Linked DNA regions of Homo sapiens: all the other regions are linked to region 3. Evidence: chromatin contacts called from ENCODE Hi-C or POLR2A ChIA-PET data. All regions are on one chromosome and are shown on one strand. The core of a region is the stretch at or near the end of the contact, and the rest is flanking DNA. Distances in the headings are between cores, read along the strand shown.

Evidence for each region. Hi-C counts contacts between places; a loop is a spot of excess contacts on that map. ChIA-PET counts read pairs that join two places held with the same protein, here RNA polymerase II (POLR2A). Pooled maps may share reads with other maps.
Region 1: a map of vagina shows a loop between it and region 3 (2.1-fold over the local background). The contact joins two enhancer-like sites. A Hi-C loop is called at or near these places in 3 of 168 maps with a recorded cell type or tissue (ascending aorta, astrocyte of the cerebellum and vagina) and 2 of 50 pooled maps. POLR2A ChIA-PET finds 5 or more read pairs at or near these places in 5 of 52 experiments (AG04450, H1, WTC11 and 2 more).
Region 2: a loop to region 3 is called in a map of PC-9, with 8 times the contacts of the local background. The contact joins two enhancer-like sites. A Hi-C loop is called at or near these places in 4 of 168 maps with a recorded cell type or tissue (HepG2, PC-9, chondrocyte and 1 more), 1 of 37 single-sample maps with no recorded cell type and 4 of 50 pooled maps. POLR2A ChIA-PET finds 5 or more read pairs at or near these places in 7 of 52 experiments (AG04449, AG04450, BJ and 4 more).

Annotation. Positions count from the first base shown.
Region 1 is chr12:1,420,887-1,425,548 of GRCh38, forward strand. The region is part of intron 17 of ERC1 (ELKS/RAB6-interacting/CAST family member 1); the gene reads left to right. Among named protein-coding and RNA genes, the nearest start is that of LINC00942, 77 kb to the right of the region's middle. RefSeq lists an enhancer at 2,311-2,360. Within about 2 kb of position 2,130, at least 2 of the 41 ENCODE cell types and tissues checked have a DNase peak (open chromatin) inside an H3K27ac peak, as active enhancers do.
Region 2 is chr12:1,516,361-1,521,107 of GRCh38, forward strand. No RefSeq gene overlaps it. Among named protein-coding and RNA genes, the nearest start is that of LINC00942, 18 kb to the left of the region's middle. Within about 2 kb of position 2,976, at least 2 of the 41 ENCODE cell types and tissues checked have a DNase peak (open chromatin) inside an H3K27ac peak, as active enhancers do.
Region 3 is chr12:1,472,106-1,476,717 of GRCh38, forward strand. All of the region lies in intron 18 of ERC1 (ELKS/RAB6-interacting/CAST family member 1), which reads left to right. Among named protein-coding and RNA genes, the nearest start is that of LINC00942, 26 kb to the right of the region's middle. RefSeq lists an enhancer at 1,337-1,406. Within about 2 kb of position 2,731, at least 11 of the 41 ENCODE cell types and tissues checked have a DNase peak (open chromatin) inside an H3K27ac peak, as active enhancers do.

The DNA of each region.
Region 1 (4,662 bases), core at 880-3,379, 52 kb before region 3:
CAGTATTTTTGTTTGTTTGTTTGGTTTTGGTTTGGGGGGGGGGGGGGTTAATTATAAAGCATTCTATTATTGTATTTAAATCTTTTCCTTTATTATTATTTTTAAATTGACATCTAATAATTTTATGTTTATAGGGTACAGTGATATTTTGATAAATGTGTATAATGTATAATACTCAAATCAGTAATTAGCATATCTGTCACCTCAGACATCATTTCTTTGTGTTGGGAACATTTAATATTCACTCTTCTAGCTATTGAAAAATACATAACAAATTGTTGTTAATTATAGTCACCTTATAGTGCTATGGAACATTAGAACTTGTTCCTCCCATCTACCTGTGCTTTTACTCGCTCAGCGGATTCTTCTCACCCACTGCACAGAAAAGCCAATACACTGAGACAGCAGCATTGCAGTAGAGAAAGGGTTTAATTATCTCAAGGCAGCTGATCAGAGGACGAGAGATATTTCTCAAATCTTCCTCCCCAAGAACTCAGAGGCTAGGGTCTTCCAGGATAATTTAGCAGGCTGAGGGCTAAGGAACGGGTACTGCTGATTGGTTGGGGTTGCGATCATAGAGGTGTCAAAAGCTATCTTCATACACTAAATCAGTTTCTAGGTGGGGGTCACAAGACCGGTTGAGTCAGTTCCTTGGTATGAGTAACAGGTCCGAGTGGAGTCAGTTGGTTGCCAGAATGCAAAAGTCTGAAAAATATCTTAAAGACCAATCTTAGGTTTTACAACAGTGATGTTATCTATAGGAGTAATTGGGGAAGTTACAAATTTTGTAACCTCCAGCTACATGACTCTTGATGAGTAAGCAATTTTAGAAAAGTAAGCTAGGGAACGGGCTGCGCACAGTGGCTCACGCCTGTAATCCCAACACTTTGGGAGGCTGAGGCAGGTGGATCATGAGGTCAGGAGATCGAGACCATCCTGGCCAACATGGTGAAACCCCATCTCTACTAAAAATACAAAAAAAAAAAAAAATTAGCTGGGTATGGTGGTGCGTGCCTGTAGTCCCAGCTACTTGGGAAGCTGAGGCAGGAGAATTGCTTGAACCAGGGAGGCAGAGGTTGTAGTAAGCCGAGATCATGCCATTGCACTCCAGCCTGGCAAAATAAGCTAGGGAACAATGGCTGGTTATCATTTAACTACACCTACATCTTAGCAGAATTCAGTCTTTTCCCATAATCCTAACCTTGTGGCCTTTCATTTGTCTTACAGAGATGGTTTCAGTCCCCCGTGGGGGTCAGCTTGCAGAGGGACTATTATCATTTTTGCTTCAAAGTTAAACTATAAGCTAAATTCCTCCCATAGTTAGCTTGGCCTATGCCCAGGAATGAGCAGGGGAGTGAGCTTGTGACGTTAGAAGCAAGATGGAGTCAGGTTAGATTTTTCTCACTTTTATAATTCTTGCAAAAGCAATTTTATATTCATTAACCCACCCCTGGCTTTCCCCTTCCCCCTACCCTTCCTGGCCTCTAGTAATCACTATTCTACTCTCTGTTTGTATGAGATCAACCTTTTAAGCTTCCATACATGAATGAGAAAGTATGGTATTTATCTCTCTGTGCCTGACTTTTTCACTTAACATATTGTCCTCCCAGCTCATCTGTGTTGCTAAAATGACAGAATTTCATTCTTTTTTTTTTTAATCACTAAATAGCATTGCATTGTATAGATATTTGCCACATTTATCCATTCGTCTGTTGATGGATACTTAGGTTAGTTCCATATCTTGGCAGTTGTAAATAGTGCTGCACTAAACATGGGAGTACAGTGATCTCTTTGATTACTGATTTCCTTTCCTTTGGATATATACCTAGTGGTATCATAGCTGGATTGTATGATAGTTCTATTTTAGTTTGCTGAAAACCCTCCATGCTGTTTTCTGTAATGGCTGTTCTAATTTACATTGCCACAAACACTGTGTAAGAGTTCCCTTTTCTCCACATCCTCTCCAGCATTTGTTATTTTTTGTTTTTTGGGGTTTTTAAATAATAGCGATTTTGATTGGTGTGTGATGGTATCTCATGGTTTGCATTTGCATGCAAATGATTAGTGATGCTCAGCATTTTTTCATGTACCTATTTCAAACTCAGCGTAATTTTGGTTGGGAGGCCGTTAGGCTAAGGCAGCTCCAATGCCCTGAGTTCCTACATAAACAAACTGAAACCCAACTCTTTGTAAACAGTCATATTCTAGGCCAATCAGAAACCACCAACTAACCCCCTACCTAGGGGCTTTCCAATACTCAAGTTTAACCGATCAGGAACTGCCTGGCCAACCTCTAACCAGGGACTTTCCACTGGAATGATCCAAAAAACATTACTGCCCCACTTTAACCAATAAGAGATTTTCTTTACCTTGCTTCTGCTTTCACCTTACAAAAGTCTTCTACCAGTCTCTTCATCAGAACCCCCCACCACTTATGGCCTAAGGCTGCCTGATTAACGAATTGTTGTCTGCTCAAATAAACTCTTTAAAATTTTAACGTGCCTTTGTTTATCTTTTAACAGCTGTTTAATCTCACTGTGATCACAAACCATACATTGTATTGTCTTAATTATTTTACATTTTTGAGACTGTTGTTTTATGGCCCAAAACATGATCCATCTTAGTGAACATAACTTGTGCTCTTAAAGGAATGGTATTCTTTAATTGTCACATACAGTGTTCTGTAAGTATCAACTGGGTCAGGTGGTTGATAGAGTCTGTCAGATCCTCCCTGTCTTCACTGAATTTTTGTAGAGGGAGAGGTCTGTTAATTGCAGAGAAAGAAGCATTCAAATCTCCAACAAAAATCGGAGATTTTTCTGCTTGTCCTTTGAATTATTTCAGGTTTTACATTGTATTTTGAAGCTCTGGCTGTGTTTGCAGACTCATTTATGATTGTTATATACTCCTGATAAACTGGCCTTCTTACCACTGTGAAACATCCCTTTTGATTTTCAGAAATATCATTTGTCTTGAAATCTACTTTATCTGTCTTAAATCAGCAAGGGGCACTACAAAGTAACAGTAAAGGTAGATGTAAATATTGTTAAACAAGTAATAGGTATTCAATGAATACTTGTTGAATATTGAATTTTAGTATTTTCTGGGTGGCAGATTGCCAGATAATATGGTTTCGTGTGTGTATGTACGTGTGTGTGTGTGTGTATGTTTCTTTTTTAATAATCTATTTTCTAAGTCTCAGTGTGGATGAGATGCTGTGGATAAAATAGTACTCACTTCAGGAAGTTAGTTACCTCCAAGGTTGACTGAGCGTTGGTCCTAGCCTTCTAATAACTAATATTGAAGGAAGAAGCAGCTCATAATGACATAATGAATGAGTAGGCAATCTACCTTAAATCTTTAGAGAAAAAACTAATGATTGAACATACAATGTCAGGTGTTTTCAATAGAGGGGTAATAGAAGAATTAGAGCAGGTCAGGAAGGACAGCTTCATAAATACGACACCTTATGACCTTTGGCTACAGTTTTACTGCTTTCCTGATATTTGCTTGAACCAAAGCTCATTCTCTGTATACCAACACAAGTACAATTCTATTCTGTTCTTTAGCTGTTTAAAACAAAGTGGTTTCTTCATATCACGATTTAAAAAGAGTAGTCTCTTATGTCTCTAAAAGAACCATTGGGAAAAAAGCAAAAAAGAGTAGTTTTTCTTAATTCTAAAGATCCTCAAGGCAGTGGTGTCTTAACCAGGAAGACAGGAGAGACCCAGGCAGCCTTAGGAAGCTCACTGTCATCCTCCCTTTTCCTCTTGTTTCTTCATCCCTAGAAGTAAACAAACTAAAAATGGTTTTGACCTTTGAAAAAGAAATAAACACTGAAGTAATTGCCTGTGATTCTCTCTACCCAGCCGTCTGCTGAAAGTGTGTCTTGAGAAGAGCTTGAGATGATAGATAGATAGATAGATAGATAGATAGATAGATAGATAGATAGATAGATGATAGATAGATAGATAGATCGATAGATAGATAGATAGATAGATAGATAGATAGATAGATAGATAGATAATCTGTCTCTACTCCACAGGTCGATAATAGCTCACTAACGCATAGCCAGGGAGATGTCAGAGTGGCTTGAGACCTCAAGAAGCTTTTTCTTAAATCCTTAAAACCTAAGAACCTTTTTTTTTCTTTTCTTATTGTTCAGTTGCCTGTTAATTTTTTGTGGGGAGTAGGGGTTGGAATAGCATGCTACTGCTTAGAGTAGAACAGGGTTAGAATTCTTTGCTGCCAGGAGTATTATTTCCTTTAAATTTGTGTTTCTGTTGTGTAAACAAAACTATCTGCTTCCTGGAACATAAAGCACATACATAATTTTAGTAGGCACTTATGCTGGATTGTGCTTGGTAGTTGGCAGTGAGAGCACTTTTTAGTGTGATGGCATAGCCACATCTCTTGTGGGGACAGGAATATTTTCCTGTTAGAGTGGATGGTGACCTCTTCTGCATTCTGCTTTCTTCCCCTTCCCCACAGACTTGTAGAAGCTCTTGACAAACAGAGCAGAGAAACAAACTTAAGTACCAGCATTCTCACCAGCCCAAATTCCTGAATCTCTGACTGTCCTAAGACATGCCAGTTGTCTGTACCTGTGCAGCCTTTCCTCATAGCAAGGACTGGAACAGAGGAGGAACTGGTTACAGTAAT
Region 2 (4,747 bases), core at 1,726-4,225, 44 kb after region 3:
TGTATTTTTAGTAGAGACAGGGTTTCACCATGTTGGCCAGGCTGGTCTCGAACTCCTGCTCTCAAGTGATGCACCCACCTTTGCCTCCCAAATTTCCCAAATTGCTGGAATTACAGGTGTTAGCCACCACGCCCAGTCTAAGACCACATTTTATTCTCCTAAATGAAATAAATTTCAATACAATATTTACCCTAGATTTCATTCTAGGCTGAGACTAAATACACAGAATTTCAACCTAAATTGAGTGATTTGGCAAAATTTCTAGAAACCTGGAAAAAGATGTGCTTTTTCCACAAAAATTGGTGGAACTATTTTCTCTTTTTTATTTTTATTTTTTGTGTTTGATAAAAGATACATAACATAAAATTAGCATGTTAGCAATTTTTAAGTGTATAATTCAGTGGCATTAAGTATACACATATTGTTGTGCAACCACCAGCTCCCAAATTTTTAATCATCCCCAACTGGAATTCTGTATCTATTAAACCATAACTCTCCATTCCCTTCTCCCCCAGGTCTTCGGCCACCACCATTCTACTTTCTGTATCTCTGAGTTTGACTACTCTGAGTACCTCATATAAGTAGAATTATGCAGTTTTTGTCCTTGGGTGTCTGACTACTTCACTTAGCATAATGTCTCAGGATCATCCATGTTGTGGCCTGTGGCAGAATTTCATTCCTTTTTAAGACTGAATAATATTTCATTGTGTGGTTATACCACATTTTTGTTTATGCACTCATCCACTGATGGACACTTGGATTGTTTGGCCACTGTGAATAACGTTGTTATGGATGGCTGTACAAATATCTCTTTGAGTCCCTGCCCTATTCTTTGGGTGTATGCCCAGGAGTGGATCATTCTCTCTTATACAAGACTCTAGACTTGTTCAAACATCTGCTCCTTTCCCTTCTTTCGTCAAGACCCCAGGGGGGTCTACAGGGGGACCCACTGGGCCACTAGGGGGAGCTCCCCACCCTGGGATTTGGTGGGGTCTCTGGCTTGTTTTGTGATCTCTAGCTTGGTGGAAGTAAAGGAAAACAGAGAAAAATGAAGGAAATGGCAGCCCCCACCCCCCAAGCCATTTCTCGTGGGTTTTTGTTCTGTGGAGTTCCAAGCACCACCTGGAAATTGCTTTATTAAAAGCAACACCTCTCTGGCCACAGGGGTGAGAAAGGGAGGTAAGAATCAAAGGATGGCCCTTTCCTCAGTTCTCAGTTTGGGGAAAATTGGTTTCCTGCCTCACTGTGAACTTGAACAGATTAAATAAAAAGCACTTCGTCTTATACATTTCTCTCAAGCTTTCCAGCCAATGCATCCTCTTCCACTATTTATAGAATTAGGGCCAGCATGGTAGATTTCCTGTCCTGAGTAATTGTAGGAAGGTAGGCTCTGAAAAGTAGGAATAAAGAACCAATTCCCAGTTTGTGGTAGGTGGAGGCAGAATTTGGCCTAAACAGCAGCAAGGGTCTCCCGATTTCTCTCCCGACAGGCTTTTCTACAACTGGGTGTGAAGCCTGACCTGGACTCCTGCTAGTTGTGTGATTGTGGGAGGTAATTTGGCCTCTTTAAGCCTCAGTTTTCTCATCTGTGAAATGGGATAACAGAGTCAACCTCATCGTGTTGCTGTAAGGATTAAATTCCTTAGTACACCATAACCTCTCAATTAGAATGGATTATGACTGTTGTTTTCCTGATGCTATCATAATTCTCCTGCAGAAGTTAGTCCTGGGTGGGAGCTGCTGTCCCTGCACGTAACTTCCTCACACCCCATGCCAGTACAGTATAGAAAAGCTACAGTGCAACTGACAAAGTGCCTACATGTAGTAACAATAGAAATATCCTAATCTGAAGCTTTTCCTGGGAGCTGGACTCCAGAGTCCGTGCTGCAGAGGCAGTGGTTTTAAAGCTGCATTGTGCTGGAGATGTTCCCTCCCATGACCCCGTCACCTCCACCTCCACCACAGCCACCATGCCTAGGATCACAGTGCAGGTGTCTACTGAGGGACAGCAGAAAGGGGGTGGCCAGGGCCTGGCTCAGGAGGAGCGAACACCTCCTTTCTCTTACCCAAGCCGGGAACAAGGACCAAAGAGAATCTACTTCCTTCCTTCCTTCTCTCTCAGCTGCCCTCTAGGGCAGAGAAGTGGTCAAATGGGGAGTCACAGAATCAGCCCCAGGTTAAGCAGTTCTTGTTGGTGGACCAGCCGAGTGACGAAGGGTTAGACAGGAAGGGATGCACACTGGGCTGCCCCCACCTTGTCCTGGTGCCGCCCCCTCCCTGGTTCTGGGGCTGCCTCCTGCATGTCCACGGGCTACCCCCTACCTGGTGTTGGGACTTCCGTTCCCAGCCCCAGGATCCAAGTTGATACCTGTGGATTCCGCGGCTCAAAACGTCCTTTGTTGCTACCGGGCAGTCAGCCACTCCTTGACCCCAGTGAGATGGAAGATAACGTCTCGGTGGGGATTTGTAGGAAAAACCAGGTCTAGGCTGGGGGCGGGGTGTGAACAGGGGTGACGGTGCTCCTGGCGTGGGAGAAGACACACCCCTGCAGCACGGTGCACACCCAGCCCACCGTCTTGGCAGATGGCTTCTGGAGCCCAGGACTGGGTAGGGCAGAACTGCAGGCCCCTGGCAGTTCCGTGGGGCCCCGTGGTGAACCCCGCCTCACCAGGTGTGCTCGTCCCTGCCTCCCGTCCTCCGCCCTCTGGGAGCAGGGCTGGGATTCTACTACTCTTCGTTCCAAACAGTGGTGAGACTCCGCCGGGGCCCCTCCAGCCCTTGGCACTGGCTGGCAGACAACAGCCTGAGGCTCCTCCCAGGCAGAGGTGGGGTCCTCCCAGGGCTGCCCACCGGTCGTCCTCTCTCGCATCCTCTCAGGGCTCTCCATGTTCAAGTTCCCCCAGCTCCAGTCCTCCCTCTCCTATTTCTGGCAGCTCTTAAGACAGCTGCTCCCCAGAGAAGAGACTCCCCTTCCTCTCCCCGTCTTGTTCCAGCTGCCAACCTGCATGATTCATTCCTGTCTCCCCACCGCATAAAAGGCACTCAGGCCATTGCTTGTGCCTAAGTAAATATTTATGTGCTCAGCATTTGTAGCGAGTGAGTGTCCTCTGTCTGTCTGGGTCACTGTTGTCAGTCACTGTGGCAAGCAGGGCCATGCCAAGGGTTCTCTAAGTGCAAAGCAAGAAGGTTTTAAAGTACTGATTGTGGTCAGATTTATTCTGATCCTTTAATTGTTACAATGAAGGCATCTTTAAAACACACAATCAAAACCCCACCCATGGAGGAAGAATCCTGAGGACTGTGGATTGCTTGACATGGGCTTGGTTACCTGGGCAGGGCCTTCCCTGGTCCACTCCTGGAGACCCTTGTCCCTGTAACTTACTGCAAACCCAGATGTACATTTAAATTAAAGAAGGCGAGTAGCTCCTGGCTGCCTGCCACCGGCTAGATGATGGGGGAGCCCTAAGCAGAGTCGCCCAAGGGAGTGGACTCTGGGCAGGCTGCTGCCAGGGTGGTGGGGTCTGAAGGTACTGGAAGGCTCTCAGGATCTCAGCAGCTTCCCCACCCACTCTGGGGCCCTGGAATGTCTCCTCCGTGCGATGCCCTGGTGCCTGAAATTCCACCACTGCATTTTGTAGCTTTTGCTGTGGATCTTGTAGCTTTCTGTTTCCAGAAATTCCAGCTTAAAATGCACCACAAATGTCAGCCCAAGAATAAAACAGGCAGGTGGGGATACAGGTCATGTTATCAAGCTACAAGAAAGGCAAAAGGAAAATTAAAAGTGGGGGAAGAGGGCCTGGGCACAGTGGCTCACACCTGTAATCCCAACACTTTGGGAGGTTGAGGGCAGGCAGATCAGTTGAGGCCAAGAGTTCGAGACCAGCCTAGCCAACATGGTGAAACATGGTGAAACCCAGTCTCTACTAAAAACACAAAAAATTAGCCAGGTGTGGTGGTGCATATTTGTAATCCCAGCAGTTTGGGAGGCTGAGGCACGAGAATCACTTGAACCCAGGAGACAGAGGTTGCAGTGAGCCAAGATCATGCCACTGCACTCCAGCCTGGGCTGTAACAGAGTGAGACCCTGCCTCAAAAAAAAAAAAAAAAAAAAAAAAAGCTGAGGGGAGGGGGACATAGGAGTATGCGTGTACAAGAGATCATCAGTACTTTGCAGGAGGACAAAGTGACTAGATGGTGCTTCTCTCTCCCAGGCTAGTTCCTTCTTGCCCTGTTCTCTCCTTATCTGTTACTCTCCTATCGACTCAGGTTTGGGGCACGAAAATCAGCACCTCCAATACCTTTCTAAGCCTATACAGACCTACGGTATTTATCTGTTCATTCTTCTGTCAGAACACAAAGGCGTTCAAGGCTCATAATTTGAAACATGAAATGCAAAAAGTCACTGGATATAATTTCCATCTCTTCGGTAATCACCTTTGTCTATATCATCCTCTTTATTTATTTATTACGTCTTTTTAGAGATAGAGTCTCGCTCTGTCACCTGGCTGCAGTGCAGTGGCATGATCATAGCTCACTGCAGCCTTCATCTCCCGGGCTCAAGTGATCCTCCTGCCTCAGCCTCCTAAGTAGCTGGGACTAAAAGCATGAGCCACCATGGCTGGCCCTCACCTTCTTTATTATGGCCAATGCATGAAGTCTTGGAGAGGACTTCTAGGAATGGAGGAATGTTAGGGTCTAATTAGCATTAAAGCTGACTGCTTTTTTATTATTATTATTTTATTTTTAA
Region 3 (4,612 bases), core at 1,481-3,980:
CCATTGTTGGGTATTTGCCTGAGCTGCAGGTCGGGGATAGGGGACAGGGTAGAAAACTAAATGATAATTTATGTTTTTATATAGATTCACTAGAAATCTTAACTGTTTTATTTCTTTTAGGGCTGGGGGCTGCCAGTGCAGTTGCAGAGTTTTCAGTGCCATAGCTGGGAAGCAGAGAAGCTCTTGATTTGTTTTTGTTTTGTTTTTAACCTTTGAAAATGAATGGCAGAAATATGTGATGACCTAACATTAAAAAATCTAGGCCAAGCACAGTGGCTCCCCACTATAATCCCAGCACTTTGGGAAGCCAAGGTGGGAGGATTGCTTGAGGCCAGGAGTTCAAGACCAGTCTGGGCAACATAGTGAGACCTCCTCTCTACAAAAAAAATTTAAAATTAGTGGGGTGTGCTGGCATTTCGCTGTAGTCCCAGCCACTCGGGAAGCTGAGGTGAGAGAATCACTTCAGCCCAAGAGGTAGAGATTGCAGTGAGCCGTGATCACACCACTGCACTCCAGCCTGGGCAACAGAGTGTAACCCTGTCTCAAAAGAAAAAAAAAAAGAGAAGAGAAAAGGAAGGAAGGGAGAAAGAAAAGGAAAAAAGGAAGGAAGGGAAGGAGGGAGGAAGGAAGATAAATCTAGCTACCCTAAGGCATATGGCTAGCATTCACTCAGTAAATACTTAATGAACACTTATTACATGCCAGGCATAAAGTGTTGTTGATAATACAAGAAAGTAATTACATACTTGAGTTTCCCTCCCATCCAGGGAATCTCATCTTCTATCATGAGGGAAAGAAAGGAGGAAGTCCCTTTATATCACCACTTGAATCTGGAGGAGATGACTGTGAACTATCAAATTGTTAAGCAGTGGAATTTTGACTTTGGATAGACAGACCCGAATGGAGCCAAACTCTTGTTGTTTTTTGTTTGTTTTTCTGAGAAGGAGTCTCACTCTGTTGCCCAGGCTGGAGTGCAGTGGTGCGATCTCAGCTCACTGCAACCTCCGCCTCCTGGGTTCAAGCAGTTCTCCTGCCTCAGCTTCCTGAGTAGCTAGGATTACAGGCACGCACCACCATGCCCAGCTAATTTTTGTATTTTTTTAAGTAGAGACAGGGTTTCACCATGTTGATCAGGCTGGTCTTGAACTCCTGACCTCGTGATCCACCCACCTTGGCCTCCCAAAGTGCTGGGATTACAGGTGTGAGCCACTGCGCCCGGCCCAAACTCTCGTTTTTATTATGCCATTTTGTTCAAAGTTAGTTATGGGAGAGCAGTAACATCTTATTTACTTTTGGTCTAAGCAACAGCCTTTCCTTCCTGTAAAAACAAATTCATACATTGCCTGGCAAGGGAGTTCATCACAAAGTAGGAAGGGGAGCTGGGTGTGATGGTGCGCACCCGTAGTCCCGGCTACTCAGCGGTCTAAGGCAGGAAGATCACTTGAGCCCAGGAGTTCCAGGCTGCAGTGAGCTGTGATCTCGCCACCGCACTCCAGCCTGGGGGACAGAGTGAGACTCTATCTCAAAAAAAAAAAAAAAAAAAAGGACAGGGAGGGAGAAGGAGAAGTCCCCACAGCAGCCTCACAGCCATTACCACTTCCGGCCCACTTGCACAGTCTCTGCAAGTGCAGACTTGAAAGGAAAGAGGACTTTGGAGTTAACTTTAATGAGTGGGAAATAAACATAGGATAAATTCTTCAAGAGCAATTTTAGTTTTCCCTGGTACTAAGTGCTAAAGGGATTCTGTAGAGTCAAGAAGTGACCAGATGCCTGTAGAAAAATAGATCCCTGGGCAAAAAAGATTGAGGTTTAGAGGGATTGTAGAGGGTTAGAGGGATTCCAGATCCCTCTGACTGTGTAAGTTTTATGTCTTATTCAATAGATGCTCTTACGGCAAAATACATTTCCATTTATTCCAGTTGTGTGAAATTCCAAACTAGGAAGTTATTTTATGTCTTCGTATCTCCTAAGAAGCCTGCAGATTCAAGTTAGGGGCTTGTGGGCCAGACCTGGCCAGGACGAGCACCATTTCCACTTGATCTGTCAGCTCCAAAAGGCTCCGAACATCATGCCAGATTACAGCTCAGACCTCATGGCCTGTGACACATCCTGGGACTTAGCTGTTAGAACCTCAAGTTTAGATTCTTGTCTGCTTAAACCAAACTAGGCATTTCTGAATAATTTCCTGCCCTCCACCAAACCATCTGCAGAAAGGAATTAATCTGAGTCACTGCCAACCACAGAGGAATTCATTCACTGACCCCTCTTGTAACCGTCCCTTCTTTATACCCATCAATACATCCTCCCTTTCACCTCATGCTTTGTGACTATGAATAGAGTTGTTTACCTTGAAATCAGGCCAAGTCCACAGAACTTTTAACTGTATTTTCTCTTTTACAAATTTATTTCACGGAGTTCTGGTAGCTCTCTCTAACATCTTTACTAGAGAGAAAATGTTGTTTCTGTTCTAAAATCATGACTTGTGCTGAGCGGTAAATGTTTGGGGCAGTCTCCCTGAATCAAGCAGCCCGCCCCTCAGCTCTGCTTCTCTTTCTCCATTCAGCCCCCTCGCATTCCTTATTCTTTAGACTGTCAGCTTGTTCTCTGGCAGTTATCCTAACACTCAAAGAGGGAAGGGGGCCTGAGTGGTTTTCCCTGTAGCCAGTCGTAACCATGCTTTTGTCTGCCATATGCTTGGAGAGCCTCATCTCTGAAATGTTCCCGCTCTGCTGAGCTTCCTCCGTTCGTTTCTTCCCTGCACAGTGGTAGGGTGAGGCATTCTCCCCTTCCCTCTGCTGCATACGCTTCCAGCCTGTGTTGCTTTGAGCATTCAGATTGAGTTGCTCTTGCATTTGTGATTCTTGGCTCAAGTCCCTCTAGAAATCATATTACTACTCTGAGTTCAGGGAGGGCTGGAACAGCTACTAAGAACAGAATGCATTTTAATAACATTCAACACACAAAAAAGCCAGAGAATTTCTGCCAGAGGCCACCTTCGTATCCTATACTTGTCCCGTATTCCATCCCTTAAGAACTTTAAACACAGTGGAGTGCTACACTGTATGGTTTATGTGCCCTGCTGTCTACCAAAGGGCCTGTATCATCAGATTGTTTTGGTTTGGACATGCTTCAAATTTGAACTTAAATAGCTCTTTAGAACATTATCGAGGCCTTTCCCCAGAATTAATATCTATTCCTTTATTTCATTCACCATTTTCAGATTGTCTGCTACGTGCAGGCCTTTTGTTACGAGGCAATATTGGTATACAAAAAAGAATTCACCAAGGAGCTTGAAGAACAGTTGGGGAATTAAACATAAAACCAACTATTGAAAGGGGACAAAATGAATACTGTAGCAGTTTACACTTCTAACCAGGGATGGCATTACAGAGAAAAGGGGCTCAACCGTGAAGGATAAGAAAGATAGAGAAGAAAGATGTGTAGGAAGTAAGATTGTCCACATTCTAGAATGAGAGGAAAGGAAAAGCAAAGACAGGGAATGGCAGGTATGTACCAGGAGATGAAATTGAAGCAGTAGCTCCCATGCCAAAAAGCTTAGTCTTTTATTTTGTAGGAAGGAAATCATTTAAGATGTTGGAAGAGGAGGAGGGAACTGTTCCAGCCTATTTTAGAAAGATTACTCTTACACCAGGGTTGAAGTAGTTATGAAGCTATTGCAAGATGGTAGAACATGAGAGCTTGAATTAGGATTGTTAACAAGGATATCGGAAATGAAAAAACTAGGCTAGATGTGGTGGCTCACACCTGTAATTTCAACATTATGGGAGGCTGAAGTGGGAGGATTGCTTAAGGCCAGGAGTTGAAGAGCAGCCTGGGCAACATAGTGAGATGTCATCTCTTTAAAAAAAAAAAAAAGGCTGGGCAAGGTGACTCATGCCTGTAATCCCAGCACTTTGGGAGGCCGAGGTGGGTGGATCACACGGTCAGGAGATCGAGACCATCCTGGCTAACACAGTGAAACCCCGTCTCTACTAAAAATATTTTAAAAATTAGCCTGGGGCCACCTGTGGTCCCAGCTACTCAGGAGGCTGAGGCAGGAGAATGGCATGAACCCGGGAGGCAGAGATTGCAATGAGCTGAGATCACGCCACTACACTCCAGCCAGGGCGACGGAGCAAGACTCCATCTCAAAAAAAAAAAAAAACTTAGCCAGGCGTGGTGGCACTCTCCTGTAGCCCTAGCTACTCGGGAAGCTGATGCAGGAGGATCACTTGAGGCCAGGAGTTAGAGGTTACAGTGAGCTATGATCACTCCACTGAACTCCAGCCTGGGCAACAGAGCAAGACTCTTTCTCTTCAAAAGAAAAAAAAGAAAGAAAAAACTAAATTAGAAGAAACATGATCTGGAAAGAGCATTAATAGGAAACTCACAGAAGAAGTGGCCAATAAATATATATTTTTTAATGTTTTACCCCAGTTTTTGGCTTCACTACAGATGGGAAGAACTACGAATGAAAACAGTGCTGTCATACTGGGAAGGTTGGGATTGGTTGGTTTGTTGGAGTCCCCAGTATGTTCAGAGAGTGGGAAAATGGCACCCTTATTTCTTGCTTATGGGCTGAATATCAGTACAGCTATTCTAGAATGGTCTG